Regions from separate parts of the Mus musculus genome. Here region 1 is linked to region 2. Evidence: chromatin contacts called from ENCODE Hi-C or POLR2A ChIA-PET data. All regions are on one chromosome and are shown on one strand. The core of a region is the stretch at or near the end of the contact, and the rest is flanking DNA. Distances in the headings are between cores, read along the strand shown.

The links. Hi-C counts contacts between places; a loop is a spot of excess contacts on that map. ChIA-PET counts read pairs that join two places held with the same protein, here RNA polymerase II (POLR2A).
Region 1: a loop to region 2 is called in a map of T-helper 17 cell, with 3 times the contacts of the local background. The contact joins the promoter of Hps1 here to the promoter of Zfyve27 in region 2. A Hi-C loop is called at or near these places in 1 of 37 maps with a recorded cell type or tissue (T-helper 17 cell). POLR2A ChIA-PET finds 5 or more read pairs at or near these places in 1 of 5 experiments (embryonic stem cell).

The regions. Positions count from the first base shown.
Region 1 is chr19:42,777,256-42,783,699 of GRCm38, forward strand. It overlaps Hps1 (HPS1, biogenesis of lysosomal organelles complex 3 subunit 1), which reads right to left and starts at 2,723. Exons shown (of 20, transcript NM_019424.3): 1 at 2,659-2,723; 2 at 1,299-1,391; 3 at 867-1,028. The coding sequence starts at 983. It overlaps Gm16244 (a long non-coding RNA gene), which reads left to right and starts at 1,777. Exons shown (of 2, transcript XR_386720.3): 1 at 1,777-2,088; 2 at 2,185-4,319.
Region 2 is chr19:42,165,939-42,171,958 of GRCm38, forward strand. It overlaps Zfyve27 (zinc finger, FYVE domain containing 27), which reads left to right and starts at 4,629. Exons shown (of 13, transcript NM_177319.3): 1 at 4,629-4,847; 2 at 5,608-5,805. The coding sequence starts at 5,609.

The DNA.
Region 1 (6,444 bases), core at 1,473-3,972, 610 kb after region 2:
GCTTCAAATTCGGCTCAAAATGGTGGGACTGGTTTTTCTCCTGCAAATCTCAGGATTAACAAACCACGAAAGAAAAACATCCATACGCACAAAACAAAACAACAACAAACACCCACAGAGTCCAAACTCACACAAAGATGTGTATGTTCACAGCCAACATATGTCTATGGTAACCAAAACCTAAAACCAAGTCAAACGTCCACCAAGAAGGAAACGAAGAAACAGATTACAGCCTATAGATATGAGAGAACTGGTTGACTGATAGGCGCTAATTGGGACAGATGAAGACATGGCAAAGAGTCACGCTGAGGTAAAAGAGCCAGCCCAAGCCAACCACAACACAAAATGTACCCACACTGCTGTGTATGATTGTTCTAGATAGGTCTACATAACAGACTCACCGGACAGCAATGGCTCACTGACTCTTAGGGAGAAAAGAAGTGAAAGAGGGGTTAAAGCCTTTGGGGGTGGCAGACAGTTCACTGACTATGATGGAATCACAGATATAGATATATCGGACTATATAATTTAAATGTGAACAGATAACAGTTGGTCTAGTTATACTTAATAGAGTTGTTAAAAATTAATCATTATGGGTACGCCAAGCTTTTCAGATGGAGAACCTGACATCAAGTCTCCCTCTTGTGAGGCTAAAATTTACCCCCTTCCCCAATCACTGGCCCAGACAGTGAGATAGGAAATCACAGTACTCAAGACATCAAAAGGCTGCCCCCTGTTGGCCAGGCACAGGCCCTGCGGACTCCTCCTGCCTGCCTGGAAGAGGCACTGGGACCTCCTGGCCTCGGGTGGCTCTGTGGCTCCTCTACCAACCCCACCTCCACCAGGACGGCCTGTTCTGTAATTACCTCCTCTTCCTCATCCTCTGACTGCTGGAGCTTCAGCCGGAGGCTCTCAGCAAACTCCTCATCTGTCCAGTAGAAGAGGACCTCTGCGCCCTCGGTGGCCACCAACACGCACTTCATCTTCCAGGGAAAAGCGAGGGCAAAGGTCACATCCGTGAGTTCAGCCTGGGTAAGGAGATGGGCTTCAAAACAATGGACACTCACGGAACCCTCGTCTGCATGCCTGCCATCACCCAGTCCTTCTGGGGTTCCTGTCTTTGGTTCCCCCAATGAAGTAGTGACATGGGGGGTGGGGGCAGGGCTGGAGAGGGGGAGGGGGAAGAAATGTACAAAGAGGTGCATGTGGCAGTTCAGTTCGCTCCTCTCATTCTGCTCTTCAAGTGGGTGCTGCCCACCTCTCCACCCTCCATCCTCCAGGAGAGGAGCATGGTTTACCTTGGCAAAGCACACAGCAGGGCTTCTGAGGAGCTAGATACTCTGACCAGGTCAGCAGACAACAGCAGCACAGCATCCTTGGGCCTGCAAATGCTTAAGGCAGAAAAGGCATGAAGGCATTCAGAGGGTCTGGTTTCCACTGCCGCCTGTTCCTGAGAGTGGACAACCTGGACACGGGCTGAGAAGTCACAGGTTCCCCCATTTTAAGGACCACAAGCTAGAAGGTGTCCTTTATGTGGAGCAAGCGTTGATGACACATTAGCTCCTACCTCCTCTGCAACTGGACAGTTTATATTTGGGTCACTCATTCACACACAGGTGGGGTCAGCAATCCCACCCTGAGCAGCCCCAGGGAGCGGTGAGCAGGGATGGGTTACTACACAACCCATCGCAAGCTGGCAGGAGGTCCCAGTGAAAAGCTGCATTCGGGTTTGGTTCTGGTTGGGCTTTCCTAAGGTCCCATTCAACTCAGAGATTCAAACTCCTCTTGGGAGGCCAGGGAACAGAGCGCTGTTGCACCTTCCTACCGGGTTACGGGGTTCCTACCAGCCAGGTCGCAACCTCAGCCCAGTAGGCTCATCTTAAGGACAAGAACGGTGGGTAGGTGTTATTCTTATTTCCCGGCTTCAAATAACAAGAGAAATAAGCTGCCTCTGGAATCCTCCCATTTTGATAACAGGCAAGAAGAATCTAAGGCGGAGGAGGAAGGTTTGATCCTGGGGATTTTGAAAGCAATGAAACTCTGAGCCTGGCTGCACCATTCTCGGGCTTGCCTTGATGGTAACTTCCGGTAAGCACCCGCATACTTTTCGGTGGGTATCTGGTTTTACGGTTGCGGCTAACCTCATTTTCTGATCTTTGTTCTCTTTATATTTTGCTCTAAAAGGAGGAAACTTTGAAGAGAAGGGCGATTCTGAGAAAAATCCCCTGCACCCACTTTTACCACCCGGGTCACAGTTCTCTCATTGTCCCTAGCAAACTGTCCCCGTGGCCTCTGTCCCGCCTAACACAGCTCAGTTGGGGGGTGGGTGCGAGGGGTGGGGACTATAGCCTGTGATGCTCCAGCAGGAGCAGCTGGCCTAGGAGGGAGTCTCTCCCTGCGCCGCTTAGCACCGCCTCACTGCGTGGCTCCGCCCAATAGCTGCTTAGCACTCTTTCAACGACACCCAGAAATTCTGACGTACCCTCCCCCTCTCCTCCCGGGGACGAAGGCCTGGCTTGTGACGCCCGCTCCAAAAGGCATGAGACTGATGCGGGTTTCCCCGGGTGCCCGGGCCTCTCCAAACTGGGAGAGCTTGCCGGAGGTGCCCACCGAGGGGCGACCCAGGACTGCGCTTGGTCACCCACGATGCCCACGTACCGGATCCGCGGCTCGCACCGCCCAGCGTGTAGCCAGCCTGCGGCGCGCTTCCGGGTAGGACACGTGACTCAGCCACATGACCGGGGCCTGCTTTGTGGGTTCGAGCCCCGCCCCGTCAGGCATTGCTCACCCTTCAGGCTACTGTGCTTGCTGGTCACCCGCCGCTAGGGAGCCGTGCCACGTTCACCCTGGCATAAGTAGGTATCTCACTGCCTTTAGAGGCACCAGCTGAGCCGGTGACATTTCTAGAGTCTCTTTTGCTTGATTTAGCTAAAGGGATTCCCCACAGATTTACAGAAGGGGCAACTGAGAACCCCGAGGGAACCCCCTTGCTGAAGAAGGAACAAATGGAACCAGAACCCAGGTTTCCTTGCACCTTCACCTGGCCCTTCCCAGCCTTTCGTTTTCTTGCCGAATCTAGTTGTAGGTGAAAGGTACCCTTTTTGTGGGTGCTTTCCCTTACTTACCTCCAGGGGGCGGAACCCGTGTGTCTTAGTCAGGGTTTCTATTCCTGCACAAACATCATGACCAAGAAGCAGTTTGGGGAGGAAAGGGTTTATTCGGCTTACACTTCCATACTGTTGTTCATCACCAAAGGAAGTCAGGACTGGAACTCGAGCAGGTCAGGAAGCAGGAGCTGATGCAGAAGCCATGGAGGGATGTTCTTTACTGGCTTGCTCAGCCTGCTCTCTTATAGAACCCAAGACCACCAGCCCAGAGATGGTCCCACCCACAAGGGGCTTTTCCCCCTTGATCACTAATTGAGGAAATGCCTTACAGCTGGATCTCATGGAGGCATTTCCTCAACTGAAGCTCCTTTCTCTGTGATAACCCCAGCTGTGTCGAGTTGACACAAAACCAGCCAGTACACCATGCAGAAGAGCCCAGCTACCTTTGGGCTCCTTGATTTACAAAGGTTCCCAGTCTGACTGAGGGCTGCATACACATTAGGGCTTTTGTCTTGAACCTGCGAGTGATTGCATACTATCAAGATTTTTATGTGTATTTGGAGGGGCAGAAAGAGTGAAGAAGGCCAATGGAGTCCACAGAAGAGGTTGGGCGCCTACCACAGGTCCTCATTGGGTACCTTGGTGCTTCTGAGAAACTTTGTGTACGACCCAGCATGAGCACTCCGCACCCACTAGGCAGAGGCCAAGAGCCAGTGCTGCGGCCACTCTAGCTACCTAAGGTACAATTAAACAACATCGCAAACGCCTGCGCCTGCGCCTTCGCCACCACCCTGCTCAGCCAGGCTCCACAGTACAGCCACAAGCATCAGTCTCCTGGAGTCCTGAATCTGCCGACACTATCCTGACTTCGGTCGGTCATTTCCCCCTTGTTTCAAACAGTTTGTAAGCCTGAATAACTGTTACCCGTGAACAATTTATAACTAATCTAGTCCATGTTACCTGATGCTAGTGACTTGTGTCTTGCAGATGACTAAAGAATGGCGCCGATCATCTCTTCATGTGGTTTTTCTCTTCATTTGTGTAGCTTTAAAATTTTTTTTGCTTTCAAATAAACATTTATTCATATCTTCTACCCCTTTTATTATTATTATTATTAATCTATTTTTAGCCATTGACTTATTATTGGATTGTAAGATTTCTTTATGTTGTAGATATGTTTTAAGTTAGATATATATTAAAAATACCATTATTTGATCTGTCTCTGTGTGTGTGTGTGTGTGTGTGTGTGTGTGTATGTTTAAGTGTGGCCCATGAGTACATGAGGAGTTTACTACTTTTTGGTCAGGCTAGCTGCCAGCAAACTCTAGAGTTACCTCCTGTCCCGGCCCAGTCATGAACACCTAACCTAAAGTCCTCATTTTATAGATGAGGACTCTGAGGGACGGAGAGTCTGGACAATTTCTCTTCTGAAGTGATCAAAATGGGTCTGGTAGTGCTGCCGTGGCCTGTGGATGTGGCTTAGCTTCTGCACCTTCAGTGGCCCAACTGCCCACCTTGCAGTTTGCTCTGTAACTCATTCCTCTGAACGGAAACTTTCTCTTTTGGTGGGAGGAGGAGCCTCTGAGGCTCGGGCTCACGAGAAAAGCCTTGGAGACTCAGTAGATTATAGGATTCTCGTGGTCCCTCCCCACGGTCATGAAAGCTAGGGAGAGGAGACTCTGGTGGAGCCAGGGAGGCAGCTTTCATGACTTGTCCTCTATGCTGGGTTGGGTATTGTGTGGTGCAGCTGCTCTTGAGTAGCCCGTGCTCCTGGAAGTCACCTCAGTGAATGTGTTCAGTCATTAAGCTAGACCTTGAGGGAGTCATTTTTTTTTTTTCTGGTCTATCGTTGATGCCCTGTCTTGGCGGAGTAGACTTTGCACACATCCTTCCAGGAATGTGGGAAGCCACATGTGCTGTTGCAGAGTGGCGCTGGCTACTGCTGGCCACCACGCATAAGTTTGGACAAACAACCAATGTGTACATACGCAGTAAAGCTTTTTGTCAAGTCACTGCCTGGCGCGGGCATGTTAATGAGTTACTGAGAATATAACCAATCAGATGTGAGACATGCAAATGAGGTATGTTAATGAGGTTCTGTGAGGTACTGAGAGAGAGTAGTCAATCAGATGAGGAACATACAAATGAGGCATAGTGCATAACCAATCTGGGTGTGAGACACGCCTCTCCTAGGCCTATATAAGCAGCACCAGTTCTGGGCTCAGGGTCTCTTCGCCTCTGCAATCAAGCTCTCCCAATAAACGTGTGCAGAAGGATCCTGTTGCAGCGTCGTTCTTGATGGTTGAGTCGGGCACACGCAAGACAGGAAAAGTCACACACTATCTGGGTTTTCAAATTGTTCTTCACATGTCCAGTAGAGGACGCAGTATCTAGTACTATTAATGTTCACTAGTTCACTAGGAATGGACTAATTCAGGTTGTTCTTTGATTAAAATGAGCCAAGAACTTGATTGTCAGGACTTGAGGAGTGGGGCAGGTGAAGGAGAAAGCTCGGGTAGGGCACTGTGTAACAGGCTCTGTAGACTTTGGAATCACCATAGAAACCGTAATCATCATCCAATAGCAAACCCGTGATGGGGTCTCATGCCATCCATTGCTTCCCAGGTGTAGTGGCTATTCCTGGTTGTCAACTTGACAATATTTGGAATGAACTACAATCCGGAATTGGAAGGCTCACCAGTGACCCTTATCTGGAGGCTTGGAGATCCTTATCTGGATCTTGGTTTGAAGATCTTGAGCCATAGTGGCTATGGATTCCAGAAGATTGAATCTCCGAGTTTAAGGAACACACCTTTAATCTGGGCTACGCCTTTCATCTGGGATTAAAGGTGTGGTGGAACACACCTTTAATCTGGGCTACACCTTCTGCTGGAGACAATATAAGGACATTGGAAGAAGGAAGTCTAGCTCTTGCTCTTGCTCCTTCGCCTGCTTGCTGCGTGAGACTGAGTAACTGCTAGATCCTTGGACTTCCATTCACAGCTGCGACTGAATCATTGTTGGGAATTGGGCTGCCGACTGTAAGTCATCAATAAATTCCTTTACTATCTAGAGACTATCCATAAGTTCTGTGACTCTAGAGAACCCTGACTAATACACCAGGCAAGGGCTTCATTTTCTAGAGCCCAGTTCTAGATGGGTCTGTGGACCGAGTGGAAGGGATTTTATTGGGGTGCAGGCCAGGGCCCTCACTATTCTCACTTGATCCCACATGCTCTCTCTCCTTTGTTAGTCAGCCCCTCTGGTACCCATAGCAGCCCTGAAAGAAGGTGCTGAGGAAGGCAGTGGATCCCCGTCAGTCTAGACAGGAGTGACT
Region 2 (6,020 bases), core at 3,379-5,878:
GCTAAGAACTAGCTGAGGTGTCATCCAAACCTACACACTGTCCATTCAAACACCTCCAAACCCTAGAGCCCTAGAATAGTGTGAGGCAGTGCATGTTAACTGCTCCTTAAGGAATTTTGTTTTTGTTTTGGAGGTGCCCTCTTGCCCAGGCCAGTTACCATGGTTCTGGGGATTGAATCCGGCCAGAGCTTTGTGTATGGCAGGCAAGAGCTCTGCCAGCCCGAGGTGTTAAGTTTGAACAATTTGAGAGACAATAATTTGAACAAGTATTGAGAGACATGAGAAAGATAAGGAATATTCTGAAGAAGTGAGAAAACAATAGAGCCTAGCACGGAAGATCTGGCCAGGAACCGGAATTTGAAGTGCAGAGATGATTCCGAAACTCACAGTTCTCGGGAAGGGTAGGCGAGTGCGCCCCCTCGTGGCAGAAATCATGCTTAACCATTCAACCTTCCCAGCTTGCGCTCAGAATGTCAGCTTAGAATTCCTCCAAAGGCCATCGTGAATTTTATGACTCAGTTATGTGGCCCATAAACACACTCCCGTAGCGATGCAAGACTATCCTCTGAAATGTCAAGTTAATGTGTTAAGAGTCCTCTCTGGTCATTTTCTGTTCTTTCTTAGCCTCTTGTTTTTATTTGCAAAGCCTGCTGATTCATGATTTTCAGGAGGAGACAAATATGTAGAATTCAATTATAAAATGTCAGAGCTAGGCCTGGAGGTATATCTAAATGCTATAGCACTTGCCTAGTATATGCCACACCCTGGGTCCCATTTTTTACCAGTACTGAAAATAACTAAGATAACCCCAAAGTATCTTATGAATAGGGCAAGGCTTTGCTCATTGTTCTGGTCTTTAGAGCCTTCTTTTATTCGCTGATATTTGTCCCAAAAAAACCCCTAGGAGTTTGGGAATCATATTCCCCAATCCGAGAGTAGCTGAAGGGGAAAATAAATATAATTAACATTGCCACCAGTCACAGCCAGCCTCAGGTCAGACACAGGTGGGAAAGTTGCCAAGAAAATGAAATTTGCCTTTGGGGAGAGTTACTGATGGTAGAATGCCAGGTGGTTAGGTCATCGAAATAAGCAATTTTTTTCTCTAAGGAAGGAGGCCTTATTTTCTTTGAGGCAGGATATTGCTATTTAGCCCAGGATGACCCATGGTGCTGGGATCACAGGTCTGCTCTCCCACACCTGACTGGAACAGAGGCAGGTAACTCTAACTCTCCCCTATGCTCAGACTTTTACTGGAGGAACCAGTGCGTTGTATTCTGTCTGAGTCGAATTAGTGCCTCCTATGGAACTAAGAGCTCCTGGAGACTTTTTTTTTTTAAACCGAGACAGGGTTTCTCTGTGTAGGCCTGGCTGTCCTGGAACTCACTCTGTAGACCAGGCTGGCCTCGAACTCAGAAATCTGCCTGCCTCTGCCTCCCAAGTGCTGGGATTAAAGGTGTGTGCCACCACTGCCCAGCGAATGAGACTTCTTATTTCTACCAGACCCAATGCACCATTTTAAGGGAAGAGATATTATACTGGGCCTTAGAGTGGAAGAAACGAGAACATGCAAACTTGGAAGATGCGGGCGTGAGTGCCCAGACCTTGGGGAGATACTGACAGGCATGAATCACTTGGGGAATAGTTGTGCTAGAGGCTAGGTGCATTGAAGTTACTCCAGCCAGTTTTCCCGGTAGCCTCAGTCTAGGCAGAGGATCCATTAAGCAAACAGGCAAGCGACTTTGCATGTGCCAAGTGCAGGACTGGGCAAGCCCAGGGAAGCAAGCCAGACGGACACCTATCCCACTGGGGTGTATGAGGGAAGACTCCCTGAAGAGGTGAGGTGAGCTCTGAGCTGAGCTGTGAAAAGAGTAGGAGGTGGTCAAAGCTGGAGCAGGTTCTGGAGGAGCCGAATATGCCTGGGCCTGGGGGGCGTGTCCCAGGGGCGTGTCCGGGGGGAGTGTCCCTGTGTCCATGAAGATGGTCTCAGGTGAGTATCGGAATGGGTAATGGTGTGTGTGCAGGAGGGAAGAGGGAAGAGTGGGAGCGGCTATGGACCCTGTAGGTTCAGGGATGAGCTGGGTCAGAAGAGGGAGAAGCGGGGTCTGCAGAGGCTGCGTGCTTGAGAGACTAAGGGGGCCCCTGGGAATAGTCATCCAAAGGAGGAGGTAGATTCCAGCAGACAGCTTTAGTACTACGTGTGGCATTCTAGACTTCTGGACCTCCTACAATGATGATGAGTCTCCTCGTCCTCCTCCTGGCCTTGAACTAGCTATGTAACTGAGGATGGACCTCATCTCCTGATACTCTTACCCCCATCCCCAAGTGCTGAGATTACAGCCATGTACCTGGAGTTGATGCTGGAGATCACACCTAGGGCTATGCAAATACTCTAGCAACTGAGTAGAGTATTTCATTAACTCTGGGTCTACATCACTAACTCTAACCAGCCCCAGGTCCTCTGCAAGAGCAGCAAGTGCTGTTAATTGATGAGCCACTTCTCAGTGCCCACCCACAACTAACGTTAAAAAAAACATTATTATGTATGTGGTGTGTGTGTGTGTGTTTGCAGCTGTGCATGTGTGCATGAGAGGAGGCAAGAGGACAGTTCTGGGGAATTGCTTCTCCTTCACCATGGGGCTGGGGGATTGTACTCAGTCCTTCAGGTTTGTACAGCAAGTGTTTTATCCACCAAGTCATCTTGCCAGTCCACAGATTTTGAGCACTTAAAATGTGCTGAGGAGCTGGGCGGTGGCACTGCACGACTTTAATCTCATCCCTCAGGAAGCAGAGGCCAGTCTGGTCTATAGGGCGCATAGTGCCAGTGCTCTAGCTTCTGATGACATTAGCTAACGGCTGATGGTGAATGTGAACGTGAATGCAATCCCCAGGGAGGGTTAGAAGCAAGGAAGGTGGCAGATAGATGACATTCAAGGGAAGAAAAACCCTAAGGAGACCTTGAGGGTAGGAGGCCAAGAGAGGTGGTCTCCTGGACGCTCAGGTGGGGAAAGGAAGAACAGCGAAGTGTCCAGTGTTGCTGAGAGCTCCTGCAAGGAAGACTGGAAATGTTCGCTGGGTGTGGCAGCCAGAAAGGCAGAGGTGACCCAGGAAGACGGGATTACAGTTGGCGAGGGCTGAATAGGTGAGGAATGAGCAGAAGAGCGGGCAAGTCAGAGGAGGAAACAAAAGTGGAGGTAAAGAAATTTCTTGTGCATCTTGTCTCCAGGCGAAGGGGTATTACTGAGAGTAAAGATTTCAGAGCCTGTGGGACAGTGACCAGCCTGAAGGAAGTGAGGAGAGCCCAGATTCCCAGTGCAGCTGAGTCCTGGCTGAGGAGAGCAGGCGTGCCTGTCTCTCTGAAAAAGAGATGCTGGACGAGATGTCAGTGAAGCTTTGGGGTAGCTCAGAGGAGGGGTTATTGTCGGCTGAACAGCTAGGGAAGGCTGCTCACAGCTGACTCCTGCTATGATGGCTTGCTTGGGTTTGGATGGAAGCAAGAATCGGGGCAGGCAGGTGTGACAAGCAATCTGAGGACTTGGCAAGAGTCCAGGGCCCTTGCAGGTAACAAAGAGGGTTCAGCTGGCTGAGACTGAGGCACCTGAGAGAGAACAGCAGGACAGATGAAGCCAGTGGATGCAGCCTCGTGTGGGTGGTGGTATGGCTGGGGTTGCTGGCATCCAGTGATGTATTTGGCTCAAATCCCAGCTCCGAGCAGTTTATGTGCTGTGACATTAAAGAAGTTACTTACCATGACTACAACTCCTCATCTGTGAAATGGTGATAACCCCGATAGGGTTATTGAAGGAGGAACAGATAAGATAATGTGCACAAAAAGCTTAGTGTACTGCCTGCCTGCTGGTTAAATGGAAACCCATGGGAGGTGTGTTTTAAGGGACAACAGCTGGGTCACAAGATGTGAAGAGGATAGAGCTAGGAACGGCCTGCACAGGACCTTGAACACAGCAGCTACGGACCACCGTTCCGTCTCTGCTAATGTTGTAACCCTCGAAATTACTGATACTACTAGAGAAACTTCAGTGTCGTGTACAGTTTGTCTCTGCGTTCTCACGGCAAGCACTATAGCAGACAGCTGGTTTCTGTGCTGCTGTGTCTTCCTGCAGCAAGCCAGGGGCTCTCTCACCGTTAAAATGGCACTACCCATAGGCACCTGACATACAAGATGTGTTTTCTGTCTTCCCTAGGTTCTCAGAGCTTCTATCCACATTTTCTTTCTTTTTTTTTATCCTTCTCCATCCCTGCCCCCACACGCCCCACTTTTTTTTTTTTTTTTTTTTTTTTTTTTGAGCCAGAAGCTCCCATAGCCAAGACTGGCCTTGAACTTGCAATACTCCAGCCTCAGAAACCAAAAGGCTGTGGTTACAAGTGTGTCACCACGCTAGACTCTCTAACTGTCCTTGCTGTAATGTTCCGGAGCTAGGCTGGCTCCCAGGTCCTAGGACTCCCGGGCATTAAACGAGTCATCTCTTGGGTGGCAGGAACAGAGTTAACCAGAAATTAGCCAAGGAGGGAAGAGTGCGCAGGCGCAGTATCAACGCGCTTGCTCACCTGCGCTTGGGTGGGAGGAGCTAAGCCCGGAGGCCGGACCCAAGGCGGGACGGGCGCGGTGACGTCACGGGCGCGCCACCGCAGAGTGAGTCGCGTCCCGGAAGCGACGGCGGTGGAGGGGCAGACGGTTCCCGGGTGGACCTGCGACTTCGGAGCGTCGGTGGGAGGTGGCGTGGCGTGGCGTGGGGTGGGGCGGGCCTGGCCTGAGGGACCGCTCCGGGGCTTGGTGGCCCTTCTGTCCCCCTGGCCGTTCCTGTCTCTTCCTTTCCTGGGACAGCGTCCGGGTAGGTGACGACCGTGACGCCCCAGCCTCACTGTATTTATTTACGGAGCCTGGCCCTCCGGCCCTCCCACCGCGTGTGGGTCGCCACCTGCAGGCACAGCGACCTTAGGCGTGTCCTGCCCTGCGCGGCCTCAGACAGGCTGGTGGTCTGGGCCTCTGTCGGCACTGACCTGCTAAGCCTGTCTCGCGCTTGCTTGGGTTCCCTTTCTCCCTAGCTCGTCCTGTCGAGAGTTTGGGGTCCAGTCGACCCCTTTCCAAGTGATGAATGGGAGCCAGGGTTAAGAGCGTGATAAGAGTGTTGTTAGGAGAAATTCATGAACCTCTGGGAGCCCTGGTAAGGGTCTCCCAGTGTACACTGGCGCGTTCATAAAGACTTCCCAGGACAAGATGGTCCCCCTTACCCTGACACCTGAAGGAGGAGCTAAAGATAGGAGAAAGATGTCACAGGACATCTTTTCTCTTGGCATTACCTACTGCCTTCTTTCAACAACCTGGTTATTAATGGTTTATATGCTCTTGAAAGGTCTGTGAGGGAAAGGAGCGTTGGAGGGGCTCATGAAGAGTGATAGGCTTTATAGCGAAGACATCCCCTTCACCCTGCTACTTCCTACTTCAGTAGGAATAAAATTTCTTGCAGTGTGAGATGGGTATTCGCGTTCACCTCTCACAGTTAACCTTAGGAACCACACGAACTGTAATGCAAGGGGGAAATGTGTTGTAGTCTGGAAGTGCATCGTGAGTGTAGGGATTTACGATTACAGAATGCAGACTTCGGATCGGGACCTGAGTGGGCCGGAGGCGAGCCCCAGCGGGATGCCTGAGGTTCTCTCTGAGTGTCCACCTGCCCCTACCAAGTCAGCAGCGTTTGATCTCTTCAACCTGGTCCTGTCCTACAAGAGGCTGGAGATCTACCTGGAACCCCTGAAGGATGCAGGGGACGGTGTTCGATACTTGCTAAGGTACAGACTTTAGGGTTCCTTTGTTCTTCCTCTGGGCTCTCCTGTCTCCCTGGTCTTTAGCAGTTCTGGCCAGCTAGGCAGTAGTTGGGCTATCCTTTCTGCTCTAGCGATGACTAGTTCTGGGGAGACTTGTGTGACCTTTAGGTGTATTCAGGTCTACTTGTGTTCCAGCGCTATGCAGGGAAGGTGGGAACTGAGAACCACTTGGTCTTCAT